Regions from separate parts of the Mus musculus genome. Here region 2 is linked to region 1. A link is a loop called in an ENCODE intact Hi-C map of the cell type or tissue named here. Cell type or tissue: left cerebral cortex. All regions are shown on one strand.

Region 1 (5,000 bases):
TACACAAGCTTTATTCAGCTTCCAGTAATAATAATCTCACACTTCAGTATTATCTATTATACCTTGTACAACCTTAGCCCAAGACTTTGTAGGCCAACTAAAAAATACAAGTGGAAGAAAAGCAATGCCTAAACCTTACTGAAATATGCTTCCTTTTGTAGTTGAGTTCCTGGCAAACCTTTTTAAAACTGTCTTCATGGCAACTCAGAGGCACATATCAATGCATTAAATAAGATTTTTTAAATGCTCAGTTATGATCTATTAAATGGATTATGATTGTGCACAAATGGGTCAAATCAAACCATCTGAGAAATACTCATCTTCAGTTTGTTAACTAGAAGATTTTTCATGGTGAACCAGAGCTTATCAATACACACACAAAAAAAACATTGTGGACAACATTTCAATACTATAAAACACAACTGTTTCTTCTATTACAATACCTCTTGGATAAATAGGCCACTGAATGGCTCTTCCTCAAATGTATCCCTTTCTCTGTACTCGGAGTAGAGATCTTCAAGTTAAATGGGGGTCCAGCAGTCAATACAGACTCTCATATGTTAACAGAAATCAAGTAGAATCAATACTCATAGCATCAAATCTGTCTGTATTTTTATTACAGACTCAACTTTTATTTAGTTAGAAGTTCTTATTCACTATTTTTTGTATCTGTCCTCCCATAACTAGGATAGATGCAAGAGCAGAGACTAGTTTATTAACAAAATCATTTTACTTAAAATGGCTTTTAGAGTTTAAGGTTTTTTTTACATTTTCCTCAAATTTCAAATTTTTATTTATTTATTGAGTGTGTGTGTATATACAGGTGAGCGCCATGGTACACATATAGAAGTTTGTTTTTTTTTTACATTTTTCTCAAATTTCAAATATTTATTTATTTATTTAGTGTGTGTGTGTGTGTGTGTGTGTGTGTGTGTGTGTGTGTATACACAGGTGAGTGCCATGGTATACATAGAGAGGTCAGAATACAACTCTCTTTCCATCATGTGAGTCCTGGAGATGAGACTCAGGTTGTTAGACTTGTCAGCAGGTACCTTTACCCATCGAGTCATCTTGTCAGTCCTAGATTTTAAAAATAATGACTTTGCTCTCCATTGCATTCATCTCTTTATGACTTTGGATATGCAAAACTTCAAACTTTTAAATTTGATATCTTATCTATACCAACAAATGAGAAGCAATAAAAATCATCCATACCATTGGAAAATATGGTTTAATAAATATGGTTTCCATATTCCATAAATATGGAAAATAAACCATAGGGTATGGTTTAAAAAGCCTTTTTCAGAAAGACACTATGTCAATACTGCTTGTAGGTATTAACTAAGAGAACTATACTGCAGAATATAAAGAAAGGAAACTAAGGGAGAGATTCTTTAAAAATAAAGATTTATAATAGTGAGAGAAAAAAGTTTAATAACTATGTAAATAAGGCTTTAAGACATCGTTTTTAAGAACTGACAATCAGTACCTTTTTAAATTTTCCTTGTCGTTTTGCTGCAGACTGCCCCTGGGAGTTAGAACGACATTCTGTAAGAAAACATGCATAATCTACACAGGATGGAGATACCACCTCTGCCTAACTTTCTTCCAATTTAACATTCCATCTGTATGTTGTCACAGTACTCAGAAGGGTCAGATCTGTGACCAAAATGGCATGCTTTTAAAGAAAGCAGCACTACCATGCCAATTTTTAAAAACAAAAATGCAATCAAATATGCCATTTTAAGGCAAAATTCTTTCAGCATTTTGGTTAAAATATTTAGTGATTAAATTCCATTATCATTAAAACATTAAAAAAACATTTAAATTTAGCTGACAGTCTGCAGAGTCTGATTGTATACAGGAGGTCATGACCATTACACAAGCCTAAATCATTCTTAAAAAAAAAAAAAAAAAAAAAAAAGCCAAACAAACAAAAAAGAAAAAAGAAAAAAACCAGGGCTACAATGAAAGGCAAAGTAAGGTAAAATGGCACTTCCTTTCCAACTACCAAAATGTAGGAAGTATAAAACTGCTGAGGAAAGTTTAAATAAAGAACCCAAAGGCAATTATACTCAATAACTTTAGATTATTGCTATTTTCTTATAAACAACCTTTCTATCTATAGAAAGCTAGCAACAGTCAATTCCAAGCACTTATAATTTCAATATTGCCTCTGATAGTATTGTCAGGAAGTACTATTTCTGAATTCTTATAAGAATATTTCTGCCAATTATTCTTTTCTGCTATACTTTCCATGAGAAGTGGACTTCTGAGATGAGTTATCTATCATCTGGGTGAAAAACTCAGTTGAAGTCCCATAGAAGCAGCCACCTAGGTAAATCTCCAAAAAGATCTATGAGGATTTCTTAAATCAGTTCAAGAACAAAGTCCAGTATCAAGTGCTGATTTACTCCAAATGACACTGAAGTATGTGTGAGTAAGAGTACACAATGAAATGCATCCTGAGAGATGTCAAGCACAAAATCCCCAAATTACTCCTTATGGCTATGAATATATGACCTTGGTTGAACAGTGACAAGAAAAAAATACATTTCAAGATAAATGAGATGAATTCACTCTGACAACAGCATTTATAGATCCCAGGATTAGGTTAAGTAGACTTACATAGTTTTGTATGAACTAATGCTAAATGAGAAATGCACAGATGTAAGAATTGTATTACACCAAAATGACCTATGATAAAGGGTGACAGATCCACATAAAAAACATTCTCTGCAACAAATCTGTAATAAAAACAAGATGGAAAAACCTGAAATAAATACCTTTAAGCTTTAAATAAGTTATCTCTAAACTAGAAACAAAAAGCATCATTTTGAAACTATAAAAAGCAGAATCACAAGAAACACCATACATCTATCCACGTAATTGCTGAGGTCTTGTAGACCACAGCAAGCCTTCACAAATGTGAGAGCCAATATCCATTAATAAATATCCTTCAGATTGGTTTTTATAAACAAATGAAGAGAACTTGACTTATTCCAGTATCTATAACATGTTGGTTGAAATGCTAGGGTATGCTATAATTTTACACATCCCATTTGCTTCAACCAATTGTGATCTGGATGTCAAGAACTTTAGGGACTGAGGTGGAATAGGGTTAGGGCATGGGGCTTGTGGAAAAGAACATAAAATACTTTTTAATGACACATTTAAAAAGGTACCAAATATTAATCCACCTTCATTAACAGCTCAAGAAAAAGAAAAACAATTACTGTTCCCTCCCTGCAAGTATTCTTTTACCCCTTCTGAACGATGGACTTAAAGCCCATCTTCAAAGGGATGGAAAATTTTAAACAGGTACTTTCAGTGTAAAACACTAGTACTTACAGCTTTCTTTCCAAGCTCAGTCTTTGACAATGTCAAGGAGCCTGCAAGGTAGCATCCGGGTCCTGCCCCCTTAGGTATTCTAATGAGAGAATTAAAAGGGGAAAAAGTAACAAAAGAAAAAGTTTCACAAAAACACTTAGAGGAAAACCATCAAAATCAAACTGAAATATTTCCCATGTCCAAATTTTCAAAAATCAAACTGAGAAACAACTTCAGACTAAAATGATAGCAAATTATAATAGATGTAGAGTAACATACATCAACATCAGCACTTACTTATCATCAGGTAAGGAAGTAACAAAGAATGGCTGATTGTATTTGGGTGGTAATGTTAAGCTGCTTGATTTCTTCTTTCCTAGAAGTGCAAGGCTATGATTTTCATGAATATCTAAGCTCAAGGTATTAGACAACCTATGTGAAACAATAAACGGAAGATCTTTGAGACGATCCAAATCACTGATTTGCTCATGACGAATCTGTAATCGAATTGTATAATCTCCTTTCTCCAATTTCAGAGAATACTAAAAAAGAAAACATTTGGAAAAAGTAAGTTCAGCTCAGTAAAAGGATAAAAGACACAGTTCCATTTACAGAGTGTACAAGGTATGAGACATCTATACTCAAAGTATCTAAGGTGCTAGTGAGCGGGGCAGAATTTGAAGTATTAAGTGGCTCGCCTGACCCCAAGCGTATCAACATATTCACACAATCAGTGTTATACATAAGAAAAGCAAGTATAGTTTTGTTTATAGGTTGTAAGAAACATGAAGTGGTAGTCAAAAAAGTCAAAATTAGATTTGTATATTATCTAAAATAAACATTCATGTGTATGCACATGTGTGACTTCTGTAAAACGTTACGTTTTAACTGTGAAGTGTCACATCCCTTTATGACAAGCAGGGAAAACAAGGAGCCAGTAGAGATCAAGGATTGTAAAGCTACTACATCCCTCTCGGCTAAAATGCTCACTGAATGGGGATACTGTCAGTATTTTGCAGAAGCAATGTCTTTTGAGCCAATGTGAAGTGTAACTCAAGTAACATTCCAGACTATAGTGATGAGATTGCTGCTTGCTTGACGGGAAAACTGGACCATTCCTTAAATGCAAAAGCTTCCATAAACAATTTTTATTATTTTATTACTTAATTAATTATTCAGCAAAAAATCATGAGCATTTCAGAAAAATATCTCCTATTTCTTCAAATACAATTTTAACCAGAGACAAAATTGCCAAGTAGTTCCATGTCCTTTAGTATCAGTGGGAAACAAAGTCCAGAGCACGCAGTCAATGCTCAGTACGGTTTCAGATTTGAAGGTACTCACAAGCCCTTGTGTTCCACTCAGACCTGGGGTCACATTACGCTCTCCCATTCACTGTCTATCTTGAGTAGAAGCAGTGCGTAGGAGGGAGAAGTAATGCAACAGGTAGACACACTAGGACTGGAGGTCTAATCTAGTGGAAGAGTGCATGCCGAGCATGTGCAAAGTCACCAGTGTAGTCCCTTCTCAGCTAAAAGTGCACTGCTGGCCAGTACTTGTAAGCAACATCCTCTAGTCACATGGCAGAAAAGTTGTCAAGTCTGTTGCTTAATAACTACAATGAGCAAAAGAGATTTCTATAGGTGTCAGAAAATTGAATGTGACTTTAT
Region 2 (5,000 bases), 160 kb before region 1:
ACCATCCACAATTGGCTGGGCCCTCTCCCATTAATGGCTAATTAGGAAAAGCCCTATAGTCTTGCTTGGTCTTCCAAAGGAATTTTCTCAATTGACTCTTGATGACTCTCATGCCATGCCAAGTTGACAATATGTGTGTGTGTGTGTGTGTGTGTGTGTGTGTGTGTGTGTGTGTGTGTATCTCCATCCCTATATGTTAAAGAGCTCCCATGTAAAAGTAAATCCAAGACCCTACGGAGATACATTAAACATTGTATTTGTGAGCAAGACAAATGCACCCCTATGTCTGAGATGCACATATCCTAAAAGAATTGACACATTAAGTGCCAAGAAATAATAGGTCAGGAGAGTAGTTATGAGTTTAGCACTCTAGTTACAGAAGGGAGACGAGACGCAGCAAATACAAACGCCTAGGGCAGAGCCACGTCTACACAGTTCCCTGTGGTGGGCGCAGGGGTGGGGCACTTGGGTATGGAAGCTGATATACAATATACACATCTGAGCAGTTTCCAGAATGACTTCGGGCCTTAGGAGACATGTAAAAATCAACTGCAAGGAGAGTAGTTTTAAGAATGTTACAGCAGTAGGGGAGGGTATAGGGAACTTTCAGGATAGCATTTGAAATGTATATAAAGAAAATATCTAATACAAGAAAGAAGAAGTATGAAAATCCATATAACAAAAAAAAAAAAAAAAGAATGTTCCAGCAGCCCACATGAAAGGAGATGATAGTGATGGTAGGTCTCAGACATGAGTGATCAGGTCCAGGATCCAGCTTAGAGCAAGCCTTCTGCAGTCTCAGTTCTACTCTGGACAGCTACTCATACTTGGTCCATTTCTGCTTGCTACACTGCCATCAAAAGTGTCTATACAATCAATCACTTTTGACTTTAGAATTGAGAAAACTCAATTTCAGAGTTAAGATACCTCTTAACTCATATATATGAGTCTAGGGCCTACAGCTTCTGAGAAAAGATTAAACCCCATGTTCCTAAAACACTAAATCACACTGAAATAATTCCTTTTCACATTTAAATTAACCACAGCTTACCACTTCTCATGGAAGGCCGAGAGTTCCAACATGAAACTCTTAGTTAAAAAAAAACAAAAAACAAAAAACAAAAAAAAAAACAGATAAAATCAGATAGGCTGAAAGAATTTACACAGTTTGATTAGTCAAGCTTCAACACAAATGTGGCAAAACTAAACTCCTCAAGGGTTAGAAGAATTAAAGAATGAAGCAAAGGCAAAGTCAAAACTTGCTTTAGAATTTAAACTCAAAGAACCAATAACATCTGAAAATAAATGGGAATTTTCCTTAGTCCTGGAATTAGGTGACTGGAGACTAAGTTAATCCATGTTGTTCATGTGTCCAGTGAGGGTACTATCTGCTTAATACTGCCAATGCACTAACAGATGTTAAGGTCAATAATGAGGAAAAACTAATCTGTTATTTCCTAACATTTTTTTGACACAGACATAAACTGTTTAAATAATACACTCAGCTATTCACATGGTCTAAAACCCAAACAGTTTATTTGGAAAAGTATGTAAATTACAAACCTGAGATAATTGTGGATGATTTATTTATTAGCAAACCGAATAAATTTCTAACACCTAAATTTCAGATATCAGAATTCTCATGATGAAACACAGAAAATTAAATTACAGAAGTAACCAGATTACATGTGAGTGTAGGCAAAATCCCTCACGATTTTCTTTAAACGATCCATTATTTCAGAAGAGCTTAATAACCTCATAAACATAACTTCACACCCCAAATGGAACACAGCCATTTATGAATAATCTACATGGATTACTTTTCATTTGACAACCCTGAATGCTAGGATGCTTAACTTCCTAATTGTTTATAAGGGCTGGAAGAGAAAATAACGTAACTCCTTGATGGTGTTGTCAGCAATACTTTCTCACAAAGATGTGAATGGAACTCTGGTTTATCATACATACTAAGAAAGTGCTCTACCACTACTAAAACCCTTTGATGAGAATTTAAGAACCCCCTCACTAAAAATTGTTCTTCCATCATAAATAATGAAGAAATCCTTAAACAGCAGTGACGCCGAGAAACCACTAGGGTTTATGGTACCCTGTGCAAAGACTTGTAAGACAAATTTTTAATTTTTGTCATTGATGTATTTGGCATAAAATGTGATTTTTCAAAACTGCAAGTTCTCCATTAATTATAAGCTGGGCACATCGTGAAGAACTGACATAGTTTACAGAATGGCATGGCATGCCACCACCTACGGACACACGTCCAGGCATGTACGCACATTCAGCAACTATTTACAGGAATTTCTAGTTTTCATTAAGAAAACTATGTAAAAGTACCTTCTAAGATAAAAGAGGCACTGTGAAACGGGCCGTGGAACAGATAAACGTAAACAAAACTTCAAAATTGGTATCACATTTTCAAAGTGGGAGAAAAACAAAACTCCAATGACACAAAACTAAAATGCACACACCCATCACAGAAGCTGGAGGAAACTAATTCACTATACACCGTATGAACTTTTTTTATTCCAACAAACAAGAGGTAACTATTCAAAAAGGAGGGTGGGAGGGTTCGGAACTCTTCTTTTTTTTCCCCCCCTCTACTCTGACAGAATGACTTCTCAGATGTACAGTACTACGGAGCCTGACGCTATACCAAATTTTATCATTTAAATCTCCTTATTCTCCGCGACAACTCTGTAGCCACTCTGCTGTGAGAACTAAAGCATAGGGGGCACAAAATGGGCCGGCCTAAGGAGCGCAGGCCTGCACTCTAGATAGACAGACACCCAATCGACCCCCAGCACCAAGTCCCGGACGAAGCCCAGTCGCCGAGCAGGCGCTCATCCGGCGCTCCGGAGCCGCCTTGAAGGATACCCACGGCCAGCACCTTGCCCTCCAGCGCCTCCGGGCTGACCCGGTGGCCCGAGCACTCCAGCAGCTTCCACAGCCCCTGCACTCCCATGGCGCAGGCGCTCTCTCTCGGCCGGGCTCGCGGGGCCTTTGTTTCCCGTTAGGATAAAGGACGCGCCCCGCACCAGCACGCAGCGCCACCAACTCACGCAGAGCCCACCGCTCTCCGCCTGGAACCCGCTGTCACCAGGGCTTGAAGGAGGAACACGGCGCTGACGCACTTCCGGAGCGGACCCGGTCTCCCGAAAGAACAGCGGAATTTAAATGTGGTGGGAGGAGCAGAAAGGTTTCAGCCCCAGTACTGGCACGCCTAAAAGTACTGAGAAGCAGCACCGGTGACGCCAGCGCCGAGCCTTCCTCCGGTCGCGAGTGATTTCTCCCGCTGACCAAACGATGAAACCTCTTGGCTTCCAAGTGAACGCGAGGGTTGGGATTCCCGCGTTGACACTTGACACGTAAATCCCACGCCCGAGCACTCCCGAAGTCAGTGTGTGTGGCGATTCGGTTTTGAATCTGTGCCTCTGTTCGGCTGACTGTTAGGCGCAAAAAGTGTTTGCACATATTGGCTTTCTTAATGGAGTGAGGTCTCCTTTGTGCATTTTCAGTATCAGTCTCCCCATTGCCTCCCCAGCTTTGCCGATTTGGCGCCAAGTATTGGGTTCGACAAGAAAAGAACGGAAAGATGAGCATCTTGACTTTGGTGAAGGCAAATATTTTCACAACGTGCAGTAACTGGATGGCAGTACAACGCAGTGCTTAACTTTGAATTTCCTCCAGCATCTGAAACTTTGAGTTCCACAATTGGGAAAAATGACTTGGGGCAGAGTAGAGCCAGGAAAAGACACGATATGCACATTCTAAATCGAATGCAGCCCTTTGAGGCCTTACTATAGAGTTAGCTCTGTGGAGATTACGTTTCTTCAGAATTTCTTCTCCGTCATCTGTAAGCAGTACAAAAGAACAATCTTTTACCGAGCAGAGTGAATATGGGCAAAGCACTTAGCATACAATGGCTCAATTTTGATGGACGGTATTGTAATTATTCAAACCCAGTAAAAAGATTGATAAGAAACAATAGATAGCCCGACATGGTGGCACAAATATCTGGGAGATGGGCAGGAATATCACAAGCTCAAGACTCACATGGCCTTGTCTAAGAAAAAAAAAAAAAAGGAAGGGATAGAAGTAGATAATTTCTGGGGAAAAAAATTCATTTACAGCTGAAGTCTATCAGAAGTCAAATTTTAGCAAAAACGTATCTATGTCCAAACAGGTGGTTTACAGTTTAGCATTCCCTCAATGTGTAAAATTACGGACTTTTGCATTTTAGTAAAGTCGTATTTTACTGAAGGCAATTTAATTGCCTGTTTAATTTTTATCACTTCCAGCAGTAGACTGTAAACATGTTGAAACTGGTATCAATCTTGATGAGTGTTACACCCCTTCCTTAGTAGTGCATAGCGGGAGTTCGTCAATGTTGCTTAAGTGACCTCTCAAGTCTCAGGTCTGATGCTCCCCAGGACATTTTGCATCCTGTGGAAAATATTTGGAGTAGAGGTCATGCAGATGATAGTTCAGATCTTGGCTGGACCGCGGAATTACTATGTATTCAGGTCAGTATCCATGTAGAATTCAAAATTCACGTGTTGAATATAAGTACTGCACAATGTGCCTGTATTCAAAGTGATTTTTAGAAAATGATTGTCAAAACAATAAGGCCATTAGGCACCTAAGGGCACATGAACCAGAACTTAACAAAACCATTTCTGTGTCTGACAGAGTCATGGTCAGTAATAGATCACAAACATGAAGATACGTCTAAGTCCATGGATGTGATTTCTACCTCACCATTGATATACAGAGAGACTATCAGGGTGGCCTCTAATCCAGTATAACGGTTATACTAATAAGAAGGAGTGGGAACATCATAAAGTATGCCCACAAATACAGGAAAGGCCATGGGAGGACAAAAAGGGTGACCAGCTTCAAGTCCAAAAGATAAGAAACCAAATGTGCCAGACCTTGTCTTGGTCTATGTAACTGTGAGGGAAAAAAAAAACGAAACAAAAACA

What was found. Peaks named below come from ENCODE experiments on the same cell type or tissue, not always from the same donor. Only the 100,000 strongest peaks of a DNase experiment are listed, where the experiment ranks them.
Region 2: a loop joins it to region 1, with 1.9 times the contacts of the local background. A loop is called at or near these places in 1 of 42 quality-filtered maps.

What each region holds. Positions count from the first base shown.
Region 1 is chr1:43,981,944-43,986,943 of GRCm38, reverse strand. Tpp2 (tripeptidyl peptidase II) reads right to left here. Exons shown (of 29, transcript NM_001310540.1): 22 at 3,628-3,872; 23 at 3,352-3,430. Among named protein-coding and RNA genes, the nearest start is that of Mettl21c, 36 kb to the left of the region's middle. In left cerebral cortex, no CTCF peak of the experiment used is centred here; no DNase peak of the experiment used is centred here.
Region 2 is chr1:44,146,043-44,151,042 of GRCm38, reverse strand. It overlaps Ercc5 (excision repair cross-complementing rodent repair deficiency, complementation group 5), which reads right to left and starts at 3,299. Exons shown (of 15, transcript NM_011729.2): 1 at 2,893-3,299. The coding sequence starts at 2,980. In left cerebral cortex, a CTCF peak has its summit at 2,107; a DNase peak (open chromatin) is centred at 3,150; H3K4me3 peaks cover 2,066 bases; H3K27ac peaks cover 1,120 bases.